Linked DNA regions of Homo sapiens: region 1 is linked to region 2. The links are chromatin contacts, found by Hi-C in ENCODE. All regions are on one chromosome and are shown on one strand. Each heading gives the region's core, a stretch centred on a gene start or an enhancer-like site at or near the end of the contact. The rest is flanking DNA. Distances are from core to core; before and after follow the strand shown.

Evidence for each region. Hi-C counts contacts between places; a loop is a spot of excess contacts on that map. Pooled maps may share reads with other maps.
Region 1: a pooled map shows a loop between it and region 2 (5-fold over the local background). The contact joins the enhancer-like site here to the promoter of LCA5 in region 2. A Hi-C loop is called at or near these places in 2 of 37 single-sample maps with no recorded cell type and 4 of 50 pooled maps.

Annotation. Positions count from the first base shown.
Region 1 is chr6:80,162,540-80,165,239 of GRCh38, reverse strand. The region is part of intron 3 of BCKDHB (branched chain keto acid dehydrogenase E1 subunit beta); the gene reads right to left. Among named protein-coding and RNA genes, the nearest start is that of BCKDHB, 57 kb to the right of the region's middle. Within about 2 kb of position 1,424, at least 5 of the 41 ENCODE cell types and tissues checked have a DNase peak (open chromatin) inside an H3K27ac peak, as active enhancers do.
Region 2 is chr6:79,536,080-79,538,779 of GRCh38, reverse strand. It overlaps LCA5 (lebercilin LCA5), which reads left to right and starts at 1,350. Exons shown (of 8, transcript NM_001122769.3): 1 at 1,350-1,615. It also overlaps a transcript of SH3BGRL2 not described here. RefSeq lists enhancers at 1-306, 837-886, 881-1,454.

The DNA.
Region 1 (2,700 bases), core at 175-2,674, 630 kb before region 2:
AGTGGTAGAAAATGAACGTAAATTCCAGCTGTCTCCCATGGAATTCACAGCCCTGGAATACCTGAACCACCTTAACCAAACTAGCAGCATTCTTATTGATTCCTTGCTAGTTCATGGGATTTAGATATTTTTCATCTCGGTAAGAAATATAGCCTTGTTGCCAATAGAAAGCAGAAAAAAGTGAGTTTCTCAGAACTCTCTTACCCCAAAACATGTTTGATTTGAGGAAATAGTTTAACAAGTCTCTCTGACAAGTTTCTATGATGTAGCAAAAAGTGCTTCAACATGAACTGTTAAAAATCGGTTTCTATTTTCTCCCAGATACTGATTGAGGAGAAGAGCACAAATAAGACACACAATATTGATGACTTCCTCTATCTTATAATGCAATTCATCCAATGTAAAGTTCCTGTAGTACCCTGTAAGTGTCCTGATAGATGAAAAAATACATGAGTGACTGCACTATGAGCCAAGAAAGACCTGGGTTTAAGTGTTACCTCCACGGATTACTAAACACTCTAAGGCTCCATTTCTTATGTGTAATAGAAAAATTATAACACTGAAAAGACTATAATAATTCATACATTTATTCAACAAATGTTTTTAAACTACTTAATATTATACAGACACTTTCCTAACAGCAGCAAACAAAACGAAAACATTCCTCATGAATGTTTACATTCTAGTCACAAGAAATGCAATAAAAACAAAATAAATGAAGGAAATATTTAGTTTGTTAGATGATGAACCAGGGGAGTAGGTGATGGAGGGAGGGAAACTACTATGATTTTTAAGGACATTGGGAAGACCCCACTGAGAGGTGACAGTTAAGCAAAGGGTTTAAATAAATGAGGATGTGTACCATGCATATATCTGAGAGAATAAATATTCTGGGCAGAGCGACCATCAAGTACAAAAACCATGGGGTAAGAAAATGTTTAATATATCAGAGGAAGGGCAAGGAGTCCAGATTGCCTGGTCTAGAGTAAAAGAAAGAGTAGTAGGAGATAAAGTCAAGGAGTTACAGGATGGAATGGGTAGATGATCAAGCAGGGCCCTGGAGGACATTGTAAACCCTCTTTTACTGTGAGAGCGAGTCAGAGAGCAGGTGAGTGAGAAAAACAGGAAGTTCTTGAGTACGGTCATGCCATTCTCTGAGCTGCATTTCAACAGGATCCTTCTGACTCGTATTTGGTGAATAGCCTGTCAATAGCAAGGGTGGACACAGCAAGATTGATTATCTGCTACTGCAATAATCCCAGTAAGAGATAACAATGCATAATAGCAGAGAAGGTGGAGAAATGGTGTGAGACTCTGGATATACTCTAAAGATAGAGCTAAAAGGATTTGCTGATGAAATGGATGTGCAGTATGAGTCACAGCAATACTAAGGATGATTCAAAGTCTTTTGGCCTGGGTAACCTGAAGGACAGAGTTCCCAGTAACTGAGAAAGGGAAAACTGTGAAGAAGCATGTTGGGTGAGAGATCAGCAGCTCAGGTTTGGAGATGTTTACTTTGAGATGCCCTCAGATATTCAGGTAGAGCTATCAATTAGACTGTTGGATATAAGTTGGAAGTCTTCAGCATAAAGACAGCATTTAATAACAAGGGATGGGATAAGATTACCTAGTAAATTTAAATAGAGAGAAAAGAAGAGATCTAAGATTGTAGCCTGGATACTCCAATGTTAACAAGACAAGCAGGTGAGACATAAATCAGCCAAGTTGAGAAGGAAAACAAGCCAGAGTTTGGAGGAAAACCAGGAGGAGAATGTGTTGTCCCAAAAGGAAGTGTTTCCAAGAAAAGAGTGATTAACTTGTGTCTATACTGCTATTAAAAAGTGAGATGAGGACTGAGGATTTTATCATTGGTGACCTTAACATGACCGTTTCTGCAAAGTAGGAGAGAAGAGAAAAAAAAAAAAAAAGCTTAATTGCAGTGACTTCAAGTGAGAATAGAGAATAGAAGCAGAGAAATTGAAGACAATGAGTAGTGACAATTATATGGAGAAACGGTGCTATAAAAGAGAGAAGAAGCCAGGCGCTATGGCTCACACCTGTAATCCCACCACTTTCGGAGAATCACTTGAGCCCAGGAGTTCAAGACCCTACAGCAAAACCCCATCTCTACAAAAAATACAATAAAAACATTAGCCGGGTGTGGTGGCACGTGCCTGTAGTCCCAGCTACTCAGGAGGCTAAGGTGGGAGGATCATTTGAACCCAGGAGGTCAAGGCTGCAGTGAGCTGAGATGGCACCACTGCACTCCACCCTGGGCAACAGAGTGAAATTCTGTCTTAAAAAAAAAAGAGAGAGAGAGAAGAGAAGAGAAAGGGAGCAGTCACTAGAGGGGAATATGGGGTCAAGAGAGTTTTGGGTTTTTTTGTTTTGAGATGTAGTCTCGCTCTGTCACCCGGCTGGAATGCAGTGGCACAATCTCCACTCACTGCAACCTCTACCTCCTGGGTTCAAGTGATTCTCCTTCCTCAGCCTCCCGAGTAGCTGGGATTACAGGCGCCCACGACCACGCCCAGCTAATTTTTGTATTTTTCGTAGAGATGGGGTTTCACCATGTTGGCCAGGCTTGTCTCAAACTCCTGACCTCAGGTGATCCACCCGCCCCAGCCTCCCAAAGTGCTGGGATTACAGGCGTGAGCCACTGCACCCAGCAAGACAGGTTTTTAAGATGGAAAAAATAAC
Region 2 (2,700 bases), core at 101-2,600:
TAAATGGTGGTTTCATTCTCAGCTCTCCTTCAGCAATCCTGATCTGACGCTCCTGTGACAGACATTTGTCCACGTAAATACGGTATGTTTTCTGATTCTTCCTAGCAACTTCCTTTATAAGTAATCCACCCATACATTTACATGTTAATTCTAACAGAGTCCATAATAACGAGTGAGCTATTTTAACAGTGTCAGCAGAGACAGATTAAAGAATTGATGAAAAGTAATTCCGTGCAATTTAGGGATTACTCATCTTATTTTCACTAACAGATGACTGCCATCTTGTACAGATGTATTTCGCATACAGAAAATTACATTTAATCACAATATTGTTTGGGTGGGTTAGTCTGTAACTTGAAGTAAAATGTATTGACAGGATAAAATGAAAGCTTTGAAACAGTGCAAAGGTGGAAAAACGAGGTTGAGCGAGAAGCAGGAATTACCAATCTTCATGGTTAGAAGATTCATTAAACGCATTTGCCTTCAAATATTAGATTCTCTACAGAATGGTGGTAAAAAGGCCAGTGAGAAATTAACAATAGTGAGAACACCAGAGTAGTGTTAAACCACCTTGATAATCAGATGGCTCGGAGCAGTTTAAAGCCCTCACGAAAGAGGATTTTTTTTTACCTTCCCTGTCTCCCGCAATTAATGCCATTTCTAAAAGAGAAAATATGTCACACATCAGCGCTCAATAGGCTGACATGCTCCTCAAAACGTTCCTTAAAAAAAAAAAAAAAAAAAAAAAAAAAAAAAAAAAACTTGTGTGCAAATATTTCAGATGCCATTCCACCCCAAACCCGTTCCAAAACCTAAAAATCACTTTCAAGCCAAACTCACGGCTCGTTGGTGATTCACAGCCAGGATCTCGAGGCAGGAACAATAGTGCACTCACCCCGCATCCTCCTGAATCAGCCATTTCGGTAAGAAGATCCAGAAGCACTAGCAGTTTGTTTGTAATTTGTTTACAATTTAAAAGCAAGTTATTTCCCAAAGGAAATCTAAGCAATTGTTAAGTGTTTTACATTACGCAGTCGCCAATTTTACAATTCATATCATGAACCCACTTTGCCCTCCGCCCGCGTCCCTCTCGGAGCCCACGACGCTCAGCAGTCGAGCCCTGGCACCGCACAGCCCGTAGGAGCCTGGAGCGCTCCGCGTTTTGCCCCAATTTCCCTACTTGGGGGTCTCCGCTACAGCTAGAGCGGTCGGCCAATGGAGACCTTCTCCCGCACTCGCCGTCCCGCCTTCCAGTTCCACTGAAGCCAATAAAAAGGGCCGTCTGGAGACAGAAGCCAATGGGAGCTCGGGTAGAGTCATCATGATTGGCTGCGGTCTCTTCGTAGTGCAGTCTAGGCCTCCGCCTCCGTTACCCTGGAGCCCAGGTTACCGCCGCTGCCACCCAGGAGCCCCGATCCTCGCCTCTGTCCCATCCTTGTGTTCAAACCTCCCGCATCTCGGCAACCTCGGCACCCGCCCGGCAGCCTCCGCAGGAACCAGGCACCCGCTCTTTGGCGGTCAGACGCCGAGGCCCCAGCTGGGAGTTTGGTCCTAAGAGGGAAGGCAAGGAGGCGGGACGCCGCATCGGCTCTGCTGAAGAGCCTGCGGGTTGGAGGTGGGCTTTGAAGTGGGCGTGGAGACGGCGGGGGAGGTGGAGGTGCGAGGTGAGGCTGGGTTGAAGCGTCTGGTAGCTAGTGAAGGGGCGTTCGTGGATGGGGGCCTGCGGGTGGTTCTTAAAGCAGGGAAGATGAAGGGATTAGGGATGGGGGAGGATGTAGGGACCGCGAGGAGAAGGAAGACCTAGGAAAATGAGTAAAGAGCTCGGCTTCTGAGAGGGTCCCGAGGAAGGGAGGTTGACCGGCACTGGGGGGACTGGGAAGTTAGGAGGAGAGGAGCTGGGAAAGGGTATTTACTTCCTGGGACCGAGAAGAGAAGAAAGGGAGCAAGCGGATCTAGAGAAGTGGTTGTTATTAAAACAAACAAAACAAAAACCCCGGAGGCCCGTGGAGACTCAAGACTAGAGAGGAGGGGCAGGGCCAAGGGCCAAGACGGAAAAGGAGGCTTTGGTAGCTCTCGGATAATAATAGATGTGTTATTATTAAAACTGTGGTTAGAGTGGAAAGCCGTACTTGTCCAGGCTGTGATACTTCTATACATCCTTCAGGGATGGGATGAGAGGAGTAAAGATGGTTAGAAATAAAAGAAAAAAGAAAGTGCCTTTTTGGCATACTCGAGTTGGAGTCGGTACTCAGATACGTGATGTTTACGTTAGATAGACCGTGGGATAGTGTTTAACAGTGAAGAGCCCTGGTCCAGTTCATCTGATATAAACCCCTTTTTTGTTCACTTTGTTCTTTGGAAAGTATACTTGGGCACATACATATTTATTCCCCTCCTTTATCTTCACGTTAAGAACTTGCATTAGAGATATCTTTGCAATCAGAAGTCATCATTTAGTTTTTGGCAGAGGGAGTGGCTATATGTGTTTTAGAATGGTAAAACCGATGTTTCCAGTTCTTTACTCATTCCCTCTTTCTTTTGCATGGTTATTTTAATCTATGTTTTTTTCCAGTTGTTCCACATTTAAATTCTATATTACCATTTTAAATATTTCACTTTGTGATTTCCCATGTTAGCTAGTATGTTTATCCAAATAAGTTATAGGAAATAATAGTTTGTTTTGATTCTCTAAGTTGACAA